2 separate regions of the Homo sapiens genome follow, and region 1 is linked to region 2. The links are chromatin loops, found by intact Hi-C in ENCODE. Cell type or tissue: tibial artery. All regions are shown on one strand. Each heading gives the region's core, and the rest is flanking DNA. Links, peaks and the distances in the headings are about the cores only.

The links. Hi-C counts contacts between places; a loop is a spot of excess contacts. Peaks named below come from ENCODE experiments on the same cell type or tissue, not always from the same donor. Only the 100,000 strongest peaks of a DNase experiment are listed, where the experiment ranks them.
Region 1: a loop joins it to region 2, with 3 times the contacts of the local background. A loop is called at or near these places in 7 of 110 quality-filtered maps.

Annotation. Positions count from the first base shown.
Region 1 is chr15:75,797,291-75,806,865 of GRCh38, reverse strand. No RefSeq gene overlaps it. Among named protein-coding and RNA genes, the nearest start is that of MIR4313, 40 kb to the right of the region's middle. In tibial artery, for the core only: a CTCF peak has its summit at 4,610 (motif pointing right); a DNase peak (open chromatin) is centred at 4,545; H3K4me3 peaks cover 303 bases; H3K27me3 peaks cover 1,202 bases.
Region 2 is chr15:75,642,012-75,651,586 of GRCh38, reverse strand. It overlaps SNX33 (sorting nexin 33), which reads right to left and starts at 3,675. Exons shown (of 2, transcript NM_153271.2): 1 at 1,014-3,675. The coding sequence starts at 2,484. RefSeq lists enhancers at 1-502, 3,200-3,891 and a silencer at 3,517-4,056. In tibial artery, for the core only: CTCF peaks have their summits at 3,388 and 3,588 (motif pointing right); DNase peaks (open chromatin) are centred at 3,676, 4,056 and 4,420; H3K4me3 peaks cover 4,535 bases; H3K27ac peaks cover 6,055 bases.

The sequences.
Region 1 (9,575 bases), core at 477-8,476, 160 kb before region 2:
CCCCCTTTCCCCACATCCACTTATAAGGTTCCCAGGGCCTTGATACCTCCGTCCTTGGAAGAAAAGAATGTGATTAACCAGCTCACACGAACCTGCTGGTGGCTTCCCACAATAGAAGGAAATAATTTTCTAGTTCAAAAGAGTCTACCAGGTGACTAGCACAGTGAATGAAGAAAGACCTACAGCAAGGCACAGCATTGGGAAATTCCAGAAAACTAAGGATAGAGAGAAAACCCTAAAATCTTCCAGAGAGAAAAGACAGGTCACATGTAAAGAGCCAAGACTCCGCATGACACGGACTTATTCCCAACAACACTGGGAACTAGAAAATAATAGAGCAATATTTCCCAATGTGAGGAGAAGTTACATTTAAATTAGAGCATTACATCCAGCCAAACTAGTAATCAGGAGTTGGGGTAGAACAATGACATTCTAAAATGTGTGAGGGTCAGAAAGCTTGGCTTCCATTCACTCTTTCTCAGGAAGCCACTGGAAAATGTGCTGCAACACAGTGAGAGAGTAAACCAGGAAAAAAGAAGATCTGGGGCCAAGGAACAGGAGATGCAACAGAAGAGGCAGGAGGAAATTCACACGATGGTGCAGAGACATGCCAGGATGCCAGATGTGCCATGGGCTGAGAGCTGAGTCCAGATTGGAGCAGAAGGATGGAGGGCAAGGGAGAAAGGGAAGCCTCCAGGAAAATAACAGGTCTGATACAGTATCTGGTGTTTCTTAGTTTTTGGATCATTATCACTAGGCATTTGATAAATCAGTTGGAGCATCTGAAAATAAAATAGTAGGTGGGCCAGAAGCGGTGACTCACACTTGTAATCCCAGCACTTTGGGAGGCTGAGGTGGGCAGATCAAGAGGTCAGGAGTTTGAGACCAGCCTGGCCAATATGGTGAAACTCCGTCTCTACTAAAAAATACAAAAGTTAGCCAGGCGTGGTGGTATGCGCCTGTAGTCCCAGCTACTTAGGAAGCTGAGGCAGGAGAATTGCTTGCATCCAGGACTTGGAGGTTGCAGTGAGCTGAGATTGTGCCACTGTACTCCAGCCTGGATGACAGAGTGAGACTCTGTCTCAAAAAAAAAAAAAAGGTAGGTAATAGGTACAAAAACATATAAGCAAATGAAGGAAAAAAATACAAAGCAATTATTAACTCTGAGGGAAAAAAAGGAAAGAAATTAGACAATTTCAGTGCAGGAGTTGGGTTAGGGAACAATATTTAGATACCTACAATAATGGAAATGCTTTGGATTTCATAAGACTATGATCCAATCAGACTGGTAGATTGGAAGCAAGGAAATTGTTAAGACCTCATAAGGGAGGTAAGCCCTATACTGAGCTATGCCAGGAGGTAGACAGATACTGAAGAAAACAAATCAAGAAATAGCAACATAAACATTATTTAGAAATATGATGATAAATACCAGAGGAAATAGCAAAATGAGTTTAAAGTGATGGCCTCTGGGATTTAGGACTCAATGCAAGAAAGGAAAGGGCAGAGGAAATGCTTTTTGATATAAGCCTTTTATTACCATTTTGTTCTTTTTTTCTTCTTTTTTTGTTTTACCGAGGATTTCTTGCTCCAGATACCATTTTGTTCTTAACTCTATGTATGTAGTACTTTGAATGGAATTAAATAGAATCTTATAAATTCTGGAGATCTGTTGTACAGCATGATGACTATAGTTAATAATAATGTATACTTTAAAATTGCTGAGAGAGTAGATTTTTTGCTTTTATTATTATTTTTATTTGATACATAATAATTGTACTTGTTTATGGGGTACAGTATAATATTTTTATATATGTATGTAATGTATAATGATCAAATCAGGGTATTAGCGTCTCCACCACCTCAAATATTTATCATTTCTTTGTTCTGGGACCATTCAAAATCCACTCTTCTAGCTATTTGAAAATATATAATAAATTGTCATAAATTATAGTCACCCTATAGTGCTAAAGAAACTAGAACTATTCCTCCTATCTAGCTGTATTCTTTTTTTTTTTTTCGGACAGGGTCTCACTCTGTCCCCTAGGCTGGAGTGCAGTGGTGCAATCACAGCTCACTGCAGCCTTGACCTCTGTAGCCCTCCGGAGTAGCTAAAAGTGCATGGCGAATTTTTAAATTTTTTGCAGAGATGGGAATCTCCCTATGTTCCCCAGGCTGCTCTCAAACTCCTGGGTTCAAGTGATCCTCCCACCTCAGCCTCCCAAAGTGCTGGGATGATAGGCATGAGCCACCAAACTCAGCCATGTACTTTTTTTTTTTTTTGACAGAGTCTCACTCTATCTCCCAGGGTGGTGGAGTGAAGTGGCATGATCTTGGCTCACTGCAACCTCTGCCTCCTGTTTTCATGCCTCAGCCTCTCAAGTACCTGGGATTACAGGCATGAGCCACCATGCCCAGCTAATTTTTGTATTTTTCATAGAGACGGGGTTTCACCGTGTTGGCCAGGCTGGTCTCGAACTCCTGCCCTCAGGTGGTCCGCCTTGGCCTCCCAAAGTGCTGGGATTACAGGCATGAGCCACCGCGCCCGGCCCAGCCATGTACTCTTGTATCTGTTAACCTGTTAGCCAGCCTTTGGCTACTCTCTCCCGCTTAACTTTCCTCACTGCTAGTAAACACTATTCTAAGCAAATACATCTTAAATGTTCTTACCACAATAATAATAATAATAATAAGTTGTGAGGTGATGGAAATGTTAATTAACTTGATTTAATAATTTTATAATGTATGCATATATCAAAACACCACATTGAATACTGTAACTATATACAATTTTTATTTATCAATTATACCTTAATAATGCTGGAGGAAGAATTGAGTATAATGTTAAAACAAAAAACAATTGCAAAACCTAAAGAAAATCATTAGGCTGGGCACAGTGGCTCACACCTGTAATCCCAGCACTTTGGGAGGCTGATGCAGGTGGATCACCTGAGGTCAGGAGTTCAAGACCAGCCTGACTAATATGGTGAAACCACATCTCTACTAAAAATACAAAAATTAGCCGGGTGTGGTGGCAGGCACCTGTAGTTCCAGCTACTTGGGAGGGTGAGACAGGAGAATCTCTTGAACCTGGGAGGCAGAGGTTGCCGTGAGCCGAGATTGTACCACTGCACTCCACTCCAGCCTGGGCGACAGAGCAAGTCTCCATCTCAAAAATAATAATAATAATAAAATAAATAAGAAAATCATTAATCTAGTCCAGACCAGTCTTTTACAGATGAGGTCACTGAAGTGTAGAGAGGTGAACTGACTTGTCTCCTCTTACACAGCAAGTCACTGGCAGAGCTTGACCTGAAACCCAAAGCCAAGCGTTTGCTATTACCTCCAGGTCCTTCAGTCCAGCCCTCCTGGGGCTCTGCCTTGGGAACTGGTATTAGTGACAAAGGGAGTAGAGAGGAACATGCATAGAGCTCTCCATTTAGATGGACATATTCACACTGTGCCAGGGCACCGGCAAGAAACAGTGCAAGCTCCAAGTGCTTGCCCCAACCCTTTTCCCCCTCCCCATCCTCTCTCATAACCAACTTCAGCTAAAAGGTCTGAAAAGATAAGGGAATCTTAGATGACTCTCACTAGGGTGTAAATGACTCCCACCATGATTTTTATTTTATCGAGACATAACTCTAAAAACAGTTTGATGGATAGTGTGCCAGGCAGTAGGATGAAGACAGATGGGGAAACTGCCTGGGGTCATGGAGAGAGTGGAGGCACTGAGGCCCTGAGTGATTTCATAAGGAACACCTTAGCAAATGTCCAGCACCATGATTTCTCATCTTCACTACCCAGGACACACAAGGCCCCACGTTCTGACAGATTTTATCAGACAAATTGCACTTGGTCATGCTTCATTCATTTTCCTCGGAGAGTTTCCAGGTTACATAGAATTGAGGTAATCTCCCCCCTCCCCATCACTCCCACGAAGACACTCTATGTTTCTGTTTGCAATACAGTCTTATATGGATTGATATTAGATTTTCATGGTGCTCTTTGTATTTTACAACTATTACTCAAGCTGGAGACCCAAAAAGAGCACTAGCTTTAGAATCAAAGACCCCTGGGTTCCAGTTTCAGCTGAGAGACTGTGAGCACATCGCTAGCCCACTCTGATCCTGTCTCCTAGTTGTATAATCACCTATTTCCCATCAATTGCGAGGCTGGAGATAAAAGTGCCCACTCTGGCCAGTACACAGTAGGAACTTAGTAAGCTTAAGCTCCCCACTACCCTAAAGTGTTAGCGGAAAGACAGAGATGTGGGGAATGGCACCTGGGAGGCTCCCGCTGTATGCTTCACAATCCTACCAATGAAAAATCTGAATTAGGCTTCAGTTTCCTGTCTACAAAATGAGAAAGACCAGGAGTGGGTAGGAAGTAGAGGAGCTTGGCTTTGTTGGCTTAAGCCGGGACCGTCTGATTCTGTAACGCGGGCTTCACTGCAGGGTCCAGCCCACTCCCCAGCCAGGGCTTCGCGTGCTCTTAATGTCTTTTGGCCAAGTCCAAGGCTGTCCAAGGTGGCGGTGGGGATGTGGGGTGGTGGGTAGTGGGGTGGAGAGAAGCAGTTCCCCCATATAACCTGCAGGTGGCACCAGAGCAGCGCGGGTTCCGCTCCAACCTTCCTGGAGACCCAGGCAGGGCGGGGTAGGGCGACGCAGAGGTGGTGCACGCTGCTCAGCTGGGCAGCGGCAAGAGCGCGACTGCGGATCAGTCCACACCGTTTAAAATCGACACAAAGGTCTTCTGGCTAATTTCCTCTCTTTAATAGGGTGATCATATGCTTTATCATCCAAATCAAGACACTTCGGAGAGTGAAAGGGGGCACTATAATAATTGTACCAGGACAGCAGACATAACATTAGCTGTACCTTGCAAACCAGAACGTATGGTCACCCTACACTCCGGTCACTTTTTCCTCCTTGTTTCCATTCTTTCTTTTAATTTTTTTTCTTTTTAAACACACAGTATTCTTTTTCCCTGAGCACCGCTGTCTTTGAAAATGCCCTTGCACTCGGGATGTTTTCGACCATGCAACATCTGTTTTCGCATCTTGAGTCTGAACAGGCTCTCTGAACCCACCCCAAAGGCTGGTTTTAGCTTCCAGTCGGAAGACTCTGTTCTCTGGTTTACCATCCCCATGACTCAAGAATTAAAGATGTCAGACCTGGAACAGTGGCCCTTATCTCAACTTTGGTTCCTCTTTGCTAAATCTATTCCTGTAATTTTGTGCTGAGTGCTCATGTCCTTTATCTCCTTGAATTTACGTATATTAGTTTATCGAATTGCAAGTAGACAAGCCCCATTAAGCAGGATTCTTATATTTCCAAGGTCATCTCATTACTCCATTCAACCTCAAATTAGTATGCCATTTATCCCCTTATTTCCGAACCCCCTTCACTTAATAGTCTCATAAGCATCCATCCATCGCAAAAAGGACTCGAACTTTTCTCACTTCCATTTTTAGTTGATTCATTGCTATCCAAGTAATGATTTGTCTGGGGGAGTGATTAGTAGAGAATTGTGCCCTTAAATTTAGTTTTATAGTTGGATTCTGCTAGTTACTATCTCTCTGTCATTCTCACATTGCAACAAATGACTGGGTTTCTGTCTCAACCTAAAATGTAGGTTAGAAATTTGATCTTATCTGAATAAGATATTAATAGATAATGTGAGACTTTTTAAAATTTACTGAAATGTTTCTCAGCCAAGAATGACACTCATGGTCACAAATATGTATGTAAGCAAGCAGAAAATTGAGCTTTAAATATATAAACTCTTAAAATATCATATTTAGAGACTATGTTTTTTTCTTTCTTAGTAAAGTATATTTGCTATGGTTGGAATGATTGTGTCTCCTCCAAAATTCATGTTGGAACTTAAACCCCAATGTGATAGTATTAAGAGGTGGAGTCTTTAGGAGATGACTAAGCTGTAAGGAGGAGCCCCCTCGTGAATGGGATTAGTGACCTTATGAAAGGGCTTGAGGGAGCTACCCAGCTCGGTTTTCTTCTTTTGCTTTTCTGTTCTTTCCACCATGCTGGGACACAGCATTCCTCACCTCTGGAGGTCTCAGCATTTAAGGTGCCATCTTGGAAGCAGAGAGCAGCCCTCACTAGACTACAAACCTGCTGGCGCTTTGATCTTGGACTTCCCACCCACCAGAACTGTGAGAAATACATTTTTGTTCTTTACACATTACCCAGTCTCAAATATTTTGTTACAGCAGCACACATGGACTAAGACAGTATCTTACATTCAGCGAGGTGCCTATACCTTAAGCTACAACTCCTTACTATTTACATATGTGCACACTTATGTGACCGCCACTCAGTTCAAGATACAGAATGTTCCCATCAGCACAGAGGGCTCCCTCTTGCCCCTTCTCAGTTGCTGTCCCCTCAAAGTTAACCAGGATCCTGACCTCTGCAACCATGGATTAGTTTCGCCTGTTCTTTAGCTTCATATAAATGGGACCATTCAGTATGTGCACGTTTGTGGCTGGCTTCTTTCATTCAATATAATCCTGTGAGATTTAACCACGTTTTGGGTACTGGTAGCTGTTTATTTTTCTGGTTGTGTAGTTTTCCATATTTCATTTATTACCCTGCTATTTTTGTCTCTAACTCAGTGTCTTGTGGGGTCTATTGTTCCTTTTTAGCTGGATTGATACTAAGTGTCTTCTTATCAATGGAGCTTAGGACATTTTAGAAGATGAAAGCCTAATAACCCCAAGCCCCCCAATCTTAAGCCAAGTTTCCTCCTCACGCCTGCTTCAGTTGCTCTTCTTCATGTGGTATTTTTTCCCTCACAAAACTGATGGAAATTAAGAAACCCAAAAGCTCTTCATCATGTTATCAGCTTAGGGACGCTTGTCATCTGAATAACAGGGTAGATATTTATCATCTGAAATGTTAAAATAACTAGAGCAAACACTTACATAGCACTAACTGCTGTTCACAGTGCTTTACATATATTATTTTCCTCAAAACTGCTCTGTGAAATAGACACTATTATTGTCATCCCCACATTTTAGATGGGGAAATGGAGGCACAGAGAGACCATGTAACTTTCCCAAGGTGGTAAGGCCAGGACTTGAACCTGTGTTTTCTGGTTTTAGAGCCTGCACCCTTCACCACCACACCATATTGTGTAGCATGATACTTCCTCTGGTTAAAGTGTTTTCTTCTATTTACGTGGGAGCATTTTCTGAATAATTTGAATCTTATAAATTAGCTTCAAATAATACAAGTAAATTGAAATGGAAGATCTAATATAGAATGTGTGGCATTCATGAATAAATTATAGGACTCCCTGGTTTTAAGTAATAATTATTTGCTTATCTTGTGACTTTTGTCAGCAGGGCTGTAATGTGCTCACCTCATTTTCCTTCTCTTCAATAGAAGGAGATGGACTCAGAGACAGGCACAATTTATCATAAAATCTCATCACACTTTCCCTCACCATCTGGAAGCTGGAGATAGGTTAGTGAAATCTTGGTTGAGAAAGAGTTGAATGCTGCTTGTAGCATAGTGAGTTTCAGAAAGATGGTTTTATTTGCTAGTTCTATTGCATAGGGTCCTGCAAGTTTTGGCAATTAACATATATGACCAACAGTTTTCTCACAAAGATTATCAGGATTCTAGAAGAAATTATATTCCAGTTTTATCCTGCTGCTAAAGTCCTATATTTCTTTATATAAGAACTAATTAATTCTTTGTCACTTTTCATTAGACATTTCTCTGCCTCTTTATGCTGTGCTTTATGTCTCTTTGTGCTCAGCCCCAGGTTTTTCCTTCTAACTGCAAGATTATTGAAATTTTCTCTCTCTCTCTCAAACTCCCGGGCTCAAGTGATCCTCCTCCGTCCACCTCCTGTGTAGCTGGCATTACAGATGTGCATCACTGCACACTGCTGACTCTCTCTCTCTCCTTTTTGAGATGGAATCTCACTCTGTTGCCCAGGCTGGAGTACAGTGGTGCGATCTCGTCTCACTGCAACCTTCACCTCCCTGGTTCAAGCAATCCTGAGTAGCTGGGTTTACAGGTGCATGCCACCACGTCCAGATAATTTTTTTGCATTTTTAGTAGAGATGGAGTTTCACCATGTTGGCCAGAATGGTCTCGAACTCCTGACTTCAGGCAATCTGCTCGCCTTAGCCTTCCAAAGTGCTGGGATTACAGGCATGAGCCACCGCACCGGGCCAATTTTCTCTTTAACCTTCCCCATGAGCATGTGTACACACACACAAACATGCATATAGACACCCAGACATCCACATGTATACACAAACACAAATACAGAGACATACACATATCTATACACACTTATTAGATATACATTTACACACACCAACACAGACGTGCACACACACGCACACACCTTCCTTTCACCTTCTTCACAGGACTCAGTGTTCTCAGAGAGTGGAAAGAGTATTGCACCATGAGTCAAAGATAGACTGTGCAACTTTGCCCAAGTGTCTTTTCTTTCGAGATCTCGTTTATAATAATAAACATCCTTACCCACCAATTAGGGTTATTTTGAAGATAAAATAGAAAGATTGAATAATAGAATGATGGCATGTCGTATAGTTTTAAAAAATAAGGAAAAAAAATTAACCTTGACCAAAAAGAGATCTGGCCTTTGTCCTAGACTCCTGGGAGGTAACTGTCAACATGTAATACCTGATAGGAATATCTTTGCCTGGGGATCTTGGCTCATGATGGACAGCCTAATAATAAGATTTAGGGTAGGGACTAGCCAGGGCAAAAAAGCAACTATGTGATTTAGAGTCTGGGCTTTAGGTCACTCCTGGAAGTACTGGAGACTGGAAACTGAGCGCAGCCACATGGACAATCAAGCATGCCTCTGTGATGAAGTTCCAGTAAAAACCCAGAACACTGAGGCTTGAGGGAGCCTCATTGGCTGGGAATACTTCATGTGTATTGGCACATAGCAAAGCCGGGAGGGTAATGCACTCTGATTGCATGGGGAAGGGATAATGGACACTCCATGCCTGGTGCCCTCCTGGACTCAGCCCTATACCTTTCTTCCCTGATTTTAATCTGTATCCTTTCCATGTAATCAAGCTGTAACTATGAGTATAACAGCCTTCTGTGAGTTCTAGCCAATTCTTAGAGGTAAGCAAGCAGAGCTCATCTACTGCCTGCTTGAAAAAACTATTTAAAAATCCCTAAACCGAAGAAGGCCAGAGCTCTCATGAATCTGACCCAACAGATTCTGAAGCCAAAGCTGAGGGCATTGGAAGCCAAAGCCAGGCCAGACAGAGATGAGGCTCCTGGGGGGGAACAGGTGCAGTCCTGCTCAGGCTGCGGTGTCCCTGGGCTACAGCTGGACAAGGGCTCCCTCTGGGTCACAGCTTCTAGGGACAGAGTTTGGGGTAGTTTGACTGTCTGATTTGTAGGACTCTGGTGATGAGCTCAGCTGGGAAACTGTGTGGTAATGGGAAGAGAATGCTTTTGCTTTTCCAAATCATCTCCCCCTGCATGCTTGGATCCACATGGGAACTCAGTGTGGAAACTGCCTTTGAACAGCCTAACTCTGGG
Region 2 (9,575 bases), core at 565-8,564:
ATGTGGACAGTGCCCTGGACCCCTGATTCTGCACCCCTGGCCCAGCCAGAGTGCCCCTGTGTGACCCAGGATGAGTCATTTCCCCGGCAGTTCATGGACAGCCCCAGCAGTAACAGGCAGAGGCCCATCCTGTCCCTCCCCCACAGAGGGGGTCATGAGAACTGAAAACATGGCTAGGCTTGGGAAGTGGCCAACATGGACGTGTCCTTGGGGAGGTGGCAGGAGGAAGGGACAGTCCCAGCCGGGCCACAGGCTGTGCAACCACTCTTCTGTGGACACTAGCTCCTTCATCTGCAAAATGGGGACAGGGATCTTCCTGCACACAGACAAGACGCTCATAAAGAGAATACACAGTGGTGAGAGTAGCTTCCAAAGCTGCAAAGGTGGGGAGGTTAACTTGCAAGGAGCACAAGACAGGCCCCCACTCTGAGCTCTTGTTATCTGGGTTGGGTCTGTGTCTCCCAAGGGCCTACCGGCTCCTCAAGGGCAAGGCCTGGGGCCTGGTCATCTATGTGTTCTCAGAACCCAGCATGACACCATGCATGATGGGTAAACGAGATGCAAACAGAGAAAATGAATGAACTGACAAGAAGGTAAATATCAAGCTCCATGAGGACAGAGACCGGGCCTGTGCACAACAATATCCCTGCACCTAGAAGCACATTTGCCACAGACACAGAGTTGATATTCAACACATTTGTTTGTTTGTTTGTTTGTTTGTTTGTTTTAGAGACAGGGTCTCACTCTGTCACCCAGGCTGGAGTGCAGTGGCACAATCGGGCTCACTGTAGTCTCAACCTCCTGGGCCCAAGTGATCCTCCTACTTCAACCTCCCAAAGTGCTGAGATTACAAGCGTAAGCCACCGTGCCCAGCCCAACACATTTGTTAAATGAATGATTGAGACAGAGAAATAAAGACAAGTTGCTCCATTCTATCCAGGCCATCCCCATCTCCCCAGGGCCCAGCAGAGAGCCAGACTCAGGACGAGTTTCCTGCCTGCACTGGGCCTTACCTTTTTGTAGATGGATGATGTCAGGGAAGTTGGAGAGCAGGCCCTGGTAGAGAGACAGTGTGTCCAGCATCTGGAAGAGGTCATTCTTGGGCTGCTCAGCAAACATCTCCCCGATGGCTTCATAGGTACGGCCCGTGTGAGAAATGGCACTGTTGAGGGCCTCAGAGCAAAAGGGGGGGTCCATCTGGAAGGAATGACTGATGGCCTGGAAGGCACTGCCCAGCTTCTGGAATTCCTTGCGGAAGCCCCCCACATGTTTACGCACCAGCTCTGATGCCACAGTGCTGAGCTGCAGGACGCTGTCGTCCATCTTCTTACTGAAGGCCTTGAAAGTGTCCACGCGATCTTCCACGTCCTGCAAGTCCTGGTGCTCGGTGGGGATCTGGAAGGTGAGCAGGAAGCTGGCACCCACCATCTCATCCTTCTCCGCCCGGCGTTTGCCCATCTTCCACTGCTTGTCATCCAGGCAGCTGAGGAAATGCTGGAAGCCTTCGTACTGGGAGAGCACAGGGTGGCTGGTCATGTGGTCCATCCAGAGGATGAGTCTCCGCTTCCGCTTTTCGATGAAGTCCTCCTCGAAGCGGCCAGTGGCCTGCTTCTCAGGCAGGTGGGGCACCGAGATGACAGTGAACTTGTGTAGCAGGCGGTTATAGAGCCAGTCAAAGTGTTTGTAGCGCCGGTAGACGGGTGAGGCAGCATGGGTGGGTGTGAGCTTGTAGGAGATGTAGCTTTTGATGCCCTTGAATTTGGTCTGTTTTGTGGGGTCCTCCACAGAGCAGGCAAATGGGTGGGGATTGGCCTTCCACTGGGGGCCACGAGGGCCCATTTCAATGGAGTATGTCTCAGCGATCTTGGCCATCATGGGCACATCACCCAGGATGAAGGCCTCCACTCCAGAACGCACAAAGCATGAGAAACGGTTGAGGTTACGGCCCACCACACTGCCTCGCTTGGCAGATGCCAGGCTGTCCTGCCGCTCCAGTGGTGGCTTGGGCCGGAAGGCCATGTGCTGGCTGGGGTAGGCACCAGGGTAGGAGAGGTTGAGGGGAGGGTGCCCGTTGGTGCCCAGCCCACCAGCCCGTGGCTCCTCCACCACTGTGCATCCGTCGTCCCAGTCATCCCAGTCATCATCATCATCCTCCTCAAAGCTACCCTGGTTTGAGAGGAAGCCACTGCCCCCACCACTCCTAGCTGGGCTGGCCACACTGGGGCTGTTGTACAAGCTCACCTGGGCTCCGGGAGAGCCTGCAGGGCTGCTGGAGTAGTCAGCATGGTTGGTGCTGATGCCAGAACGGACGATCTCCACATAAGAGGCAGGAAAGAGCCCTGTCTCCCCACGGCTGTTCTGGCCCTGCAGCCAGCCATCCAGTGAGGTCTCGCTAAAGATGACCAGGTCCTCATCCTGCTGGATGCTGATTTCCTCCTTGTTCTCACTGTGAAAGTCATAGAGGGCTCGGCCTTTCAGTGCCATGGCTGGGCTGGGTGGTATAGAAAGATGGGAAGGAGAGGGTCCTGCCCAGACCGGGGATGCTCACAAGGCAGTCCAAGAATGCACTCGCAGCTGAATGGCGCTTACACAGTTCAATCTCTCAGGTCCTAAGGTGGGGTCTCAGCACCCACAGATGCTGTCCAGTCTCCCCCTCTTCAAAGCAATGTCCATGGCCCAGAAACTGCCCTATCAGGTCTCCGGGCATATGCTTGTGAGCAGGGAGGGCTCATGTCCACAGTCTCCTCCTCCCTTAGCAGCCTCTGGGGGGTTAGAGGGGAATCTCTCCTAACTCCTACTCCCAGAAGAAAAGTCAAGTGACCTGGAGAAATCTGCCCTGCGAGGGGAAAAATTCGACACTTTCCACTGGAACAACGTTCTAAAATAGAAGAGACTCACTCTGAAACCACCATTCCAGAAACCCGGGCAGGGCTCGGCTGTCCCTCTGGCTCCCAGATTCTTTTGGCGGCTCTCGCTTTGGGAGGCTCTCACATTCCTCTGCAGATCTGCCCCTTCCTCCTTCCTCCTCTTGCTCCTGGGCCACTGGGTTTTCAAAAATCCGGAAAATCCAAGAGGGGCAAGGAGAAAAGCAGCAGCCGCCTGAATCGAGTCCAAGGGTGGATGTGTCCGGCTTCACAACGAGCCAGGCCGGGAAAACAAGGACTGAGGCTTACACAACAGGCCGCCAACTCTTCGACCCCGGCTGCGCAGCCGGAGCCCCCGCCGGCTCGGGCGCCCTCTCCCCGCCCCAGAAGTGGCCAGCCCCAACCCCGGAGGAAGGAGGGGGCGCGACGAGGCTGTCGGGCGACTTCTAGCCACTCGCTGAGTGGTCTCTTTTGTTTGCCTAATTCCTCAGCAGTTTCTGAGCCTGACGCTGACCCTGCTCTGAATCCCAGGAACCCCGTCCAAAGGTAACCCCAGCAGAAACCGGTTCCTCACCCGGGACTTACGACCCCCGATCACCACCCTCGCGTGCACGCACACACTCAACAGTTTGGAGTTTGGAGAGTGAGCTCCGGCGAGCAGATGGCGCGGCCAGCCGTCTGTCCGTCCGTCCTCCTCTCCGCCCTGCGGGGCCCGGCCAGTGGGGGGCGGGCTGCGCCCCCAGCCTGCCTTCCCCGGCGCTCGCAGACCCTCCGCTCCGCCAGCGAGAAGGCAGCTCCAAAACAAAAAGGCGATTCCGGGAGGTGGCGTCCTGAGGAAGGAGGGGATCGCCAAAGGGGAGGTGAGGGGTGGGGAGAGGGAGGAGGGAGGGGGAAGCAGGCTGGAGAATCGGGCAAACTCCGCTGCACTTCCGTGCGTCCCGGCGGGGCAGGGACGGCCAGCTCCGCCCTCCCGCGGGCCCGGGGCGCTGCAGCCGAGCCCCCGCCTACTCCTCCGCGCGGCTTCCCAGCTGGCCAGCGCCCTCGCTCGCTGGCGCTCAGTCCGGGAGGCGAGAGGGAGGAAACGACCCGGGAACGAGGGGGCCCGAGAGCCTCCGGGGCTGGTCCCTGGGACCGCCACCTCCCCTCCTCTCCCTCCGCCTGTCCGCCCTCGCCGGGAGACACCTCACGCCCCCGTGGTTGGAGCGCCCGGCGGGGGAGCTTGCCAGCTGCCGCTGCCTCGCTTCCTGGACTCCGTCATCCTCCTGCCTTTTCCGTGACGCAAATGGAGTAAAACTCCGAAAGTTTGCAAAGCGTGGGGCTGCAAGGAGCACCGCGCCAGAGCCAGGATCGGGAGATCGGGGTGGGGGGAGGGGGGTGCGTGGAAAGCCGCCGCGCCAGCTGGGGTTGGGGAGCAGAGTCGCGGACTCGCCTTCCCACCTTCCCATTCCCCACTCCTGCTCCGCAGGGACGGGTCGTGGCGCAGCTCAGAGATTGTTTTCCGGAGGAACAGAAACGGCCTGCGCGTTCCAGGCGTCTGACCTAAGATACCGAGAGCTGCGGGTGCAGCACCCTAGCCAGACAGGGCGACCCTGCCCTGGGCGACTAGCTTGGAAGGAGGGAAAGACACTACTCTACATCTGCAGCGACAGGGAACAAGTCTAGGTGCCACCCGGTTCCGTGTTGCTTAGTACAGCAGCGGGGACTGGATGTTCTGTGCTAGCCAGCGGCAGCAAGGAGAGAAGTGGTCAGGTAGAGAATCTTCGAGAAGAGGCAAGTGGGATCTGACCCTCGGTCAGCATATCGGGAACACTTTGGGCATTGATTCTGCTAGGCACTGTGCTGGGCACTGGGGAGTAGTACACCACAAGGCAGTCGGGGTTTCTATCCTGGGGGGCTTACAGTCCACCCTCTCTTGTCTTTAATCAATCCATTCTGTCTCAGTCATTCATTCAGCCAAGTCATGCACTCAAGAAACATTAACTGAGTACCTACTCTGCACCAGGCCCCTGAGCTACAAAGACAAATAAGACATTATCCTTATTTTCCAAAAGCTCAGATATGTTGTGACAAGTAGACAAATGCTCCCTGCCCAGTGTGACTAGTTAGTGCCATGAAAAGTGCACATGAGGGTACCTACCCCAGCCTGGGTAGAGCAAGGATCAAGGAAAGCTTCCTGAAGGAGGAAGTGCCTAAGATGAGGCAAAGGCTTCAGGAGGACTCCCTTTCCTGGCTATACCCTGGAGTCTTGTCTACCCTGTCTAGCTAGATCTTCCCTTCATTCTCTCCCTAGTCACTTATTGCAGATTAACTGGTACAAGGTAGTTCTGCTAAAGATGGATACCTTTGGCTGTTTTGAGGGACATGGTTCCCAGACCTCTGGCTCCAAAACCCAGTTTCACTGGTTCAGTGAGTGGATCCGACTCCCTTCGCAGGTCTGGCATTTGACCAGAATAAAGGCCTATGTACAAACCCCAGAAGGCTAGGTATCAATTTGCACAGAGAAATAAAACTGTCAAGCAGAACTGAATTTCTGCATCAATAGATCAAGGCAGTTTGGGCTACCCCTTGGGAAGCCCAGTTACCAGAAAGTTAGCTCAGTGAGTCTGGAACCCCCAAGAGGGGAAAGGGTATGAGGAGTCTCTCAGTCAAGTAACCTTAAAACCTTGCTTCCTGTCATGGGGCAGCCTTCATTCTAAAGACAGTTCGTCCTAGCATCTCTAAGACAGAATATACGTTTTCCCCACGTGCTTTTAGGACCCCCCCCTTCCCTGTGATCTATCTTCTGTCCACATAGCCTTTCTCCAAACTGAGTTTAACAATAGCATCAGGGCTGGGTGCAGTGGCTCACACCTGTAATCCCAGCACTTTGGGAGGCCAAGGCAGGTGGATTACTTGAGCTCAGGAGTTCGAGACCAGCTTGGCCAACATGGCGAAACCCCATCTCTACTAAAAATACAAAAAATTAGCTGGGCGTGATGGCGCATGCCTGTAATCCCAGCTACTCAGGAGGCTGAGGTAGAAGAATTGCTTGAACCCAGGAGGCAGAGGTTGCAGTGAGCCGAGATTGTGCCACTGCACTCTAGCCTGGTGATAGAGCAAGACTCCAATCTCAAAAAAAAAAAAAAAAAGATAGCATCAGCCAGGTGAGGTGGCCAGGAGTGAGAGGCTGCAGTGAGCCAAGATGGTGCCATTGTATATGTCATTATACTCCAGCCTGGGGGACAGATCGAGACGCTGTCTCACAAAAAAAAAAAAAAAGCAAAAAAAAGCATCTACTTCCTTAGTGCTTGCTGAGTGATGGACACTACAGTAAACGCTTTACCTTTATTAGTTTACTTAATACAATTGGGATTTCTGTTCACCCAATAGGGTCCCCCTCCAGCCCAACCTCCCCGAGGCGTCCTCAGCCACCACCCTTGACAGACTTTAGTTGGTTCCCAAACACTCAGTCACACATTTACAGACCAGCCATTTTGGATTTACTCCCACATGTGTTCTAGACGGGTTTTTTTGTAACTCTCAGGAGCCACCCTTATTTCCAGGTTCTTGGGAGGAACTCACTCCTCAGCCTCACTGAGATTTCCAGAACCTGTATCTTCCCATTCCCTCCCCTCCAGGGACCTTCTTCAGTCCTAGGGGAAACAGGCCATGTTAGCAGTCTCAGGAAACTGCACTAACCCTTGTGATCTCCCTATACCCTGCCCATTCCTATGGAAACAGTCCCTTTAGTCAAGTCTCACATTATTCTTTTTTTCTTTTCTGTTTTTTTTTTTTTTTTTTTTGAGACAGGGTCTCACTCTGTTGCCCAGGCTGGAATACAGTGGCACAATCACAGCTCACTGCAGCTTCAACCTCCCTGGGCTCAGGTGATCCTCCCCACCTCAGCCTCCCAAGTAGCTGGAACTACAGGCACCCGCCACCACATCCAGCCAACTTTTGTATTTTTGTATAGGGGGCTTTTCACTATGTTGCCCAGGCTGATCTCAAACTCCTGGGCTCAAGCAATCCTTCTGCCTCGGTCTCTCAAAGTGCTGGGATTACAAGCATGAGCCACCACCCCCAGCCTCTCACGTTATTCTCACTGGGGTGTGTTCTGTCTTTCCTGCTGGGACCCTGATTCATACACAGGAAACAGCATCCATCCCTCATCCAGGCATCCAATTTCCATCCTTTAGGAAAGGAAACAGCAAGGGAGAACTGTGCCCAGTGGTTTTCAGGCTGACTCTGCTGGTGGCAGCCTGCAGGACACACTGGACTATTACTGTAGGAATGCAGACAAAAGATGATGAGGGCCTGACATAGGGCAGGGGTAACAGGCTGGAGAGACAAAAATCTGGGAGAGCTTTTGGAGGTAGAATAGACTGGGAAAGCAACCAATAAGCTGCAGCTATTGAGTGAAGTATCAACCCACATGTTAAAAAAGATTTTTTTTGAGGCCGGGCATGGTGGCTACTGCCTGTAATCCCAGCACTTTGGGAGGCTGAGGTGGGCGGATCACGAGGTCAAGAGGTCGAGACCATCCTGGGCAACATGGTGAAACCCCGTCTCTACTAAAAATACAAAAATTAGCTAGGCATGGTGGCGTGTGCCTGTAGTCCCAGCTACTCAGGAGGCTGAGGCAGGAGAATCGCTTGAACCTGGGAGGCAAAGGTTGCAGTGAGCCGAGATTGCACCCGCCACTGCGCTCCAGCCTAGCGACAGAGCAAGACTCCATCTCAAAATTTTTTTTGACTCCACTTTCCCCACCAGCTATTGCCCCATTCCTCTGCTCACCTTTGCAGCAAAATTCCTTGAAATAGCTGTCTATACTAAGTGCGTCCAATTTTTTTTCTCCTGTTCTCTCTTTAAATCCCTCTGGCCAATCTTTTACTCCCACACTCCACTGAACTATTCTTGTCAAGGTCATCAATAGCCTTGGTGTTGCTGGACCCTAATGGTTATTCTCAGTCCTTCTCTTATTTAGCCTTTTGGTAGCATTTGACCTGGTTGATCACTCCTTCCTCCTGGATACATTTTCTTCATTTGCATTGGAGAGAACATACTCTCCTGGTATTTCTTCCACCTCACTGGTTCATCCTCTTCTCTCCAATAATTCTTTTTTTTTTTTCTTTTTTGAGACAGTCTTGCTCTGTCACCCAGGCTGGAGTACAGTGGTGCGATCTCGGCTCACTGCAACCTCCGCCTCCCAGGTTCAAGCAATTCTCCTGCCTCAGCCTCCCAAGTAGCTGGGATTACAGGCGCCCGCCACCACGCCTGGCTAACTTTTTGTATTTTTAGTAGAGATGGGATTTCACCGTGTTAACCAGGCTGGTCTCGATCTCCTGACCTCATGATCCACCTGCCTCAGCCTCCCAAAGTGCTGGGATTACAGGCATGAGCCACAGCGCCCAGCAAGCCTCCAATAATTCTTAACGTTAGAGTAACCACAGTAGAGTTGTCCTCTTGTCTTTTGTATCCATAGGCACTCCTTTGATGATCTCATCCAGCCGAATGACTTCAAATACCACTCATTCTAGTAATGCCCAATTTTTTAAATCTCCAGCCCTTTTTAAAAAAACTCTTAACTCATATATCTATTTCTCCTTGACATCTCCCCTCAGAAGTCTAATGGATGCCTCCAACCAAAAATGTCCAAAATTGAATTTCTGAGCCGGGCATGGTGGCTTATGCTTGTAATCCCAGCACTTTGGGAGCCTGAGGTAGCAGGATCGCTTGAGCCCAGGAGTTCAACACCAGCCATGACAACATAGTGAGACCCCATCTCTACAAAAAATTTAAAAATTAGTAGCCAGGTGCAGTGGCTCACGTCTATAATCCCAGCACTTTGGGAGGCCGAGGGTGGGCGGATCACCTGAGGTCAGAAGTTCGAGACCAGCCTAGCCAACATGGCAAAACCCCGTCTCTACTAAAAATACAAAAATTAGCTGGGTGTGGTGGCAGGCGCCTGTAATCCCAGCTACTTGAGAGGCTGAGGCAGGGATAATTGCTTGAACCTGAGAGGCGGAGGTTGCAGTGAGCTGACATCGTGCCATTGCACTCCAGCCTGGGCAAGACTCTGTCTCAAATAATAATAATAATAAAATAAAAAATAAAAATTAGCTGGGCATGGTGGCATGTGCCTGTAGTCCTAGCTACTCAAGAGGATTGCTTGAGGCTGGAAGGTTGAGGCTGCAGTGAGCCTTGGTCGTACCACTGCACTCCAGCCTGGGCAACAGTGTGAGACCCTATCTCAAAAACAAAAACAAACAAAAAACATAAGTGTCAATCCTTTGCTCAAAACCCCGAAGTATATGCCTCTCAACATAAAAGCCAAAGTCTTTTCAAGGGACTACAAGCTCTTTAACCTCTTCCTCTCCTCCTTGCCCACTCTGCTCCAGCCAAGATAGCTTTCTTACTCTTCTGACATGCCAGGCACATTCCTGCCTTAAGGCATTTCCACTGTTTCCTCTTCCTGAAATGTTCTCCCCCTAGATATCCACACATGGCTTAACCCCTATAAAATATCACCTTCTCAATAAGACCTACTCTGGGGCTGGGTGCAGTGGCTCATGCCTGTAATCCCAGCACTTTGGGAGGCCAAAGTGGGTGGATCACAAGGTCAGGAGATGGAGACCATCCTGGCTAACACGGTGAAACCTCGTCTCTACTAAAAATACAAAAAATTAGCCAGGTGTGGTGGCAGGTGCCTGCAGTCCCAGCTACTCAGGAGGC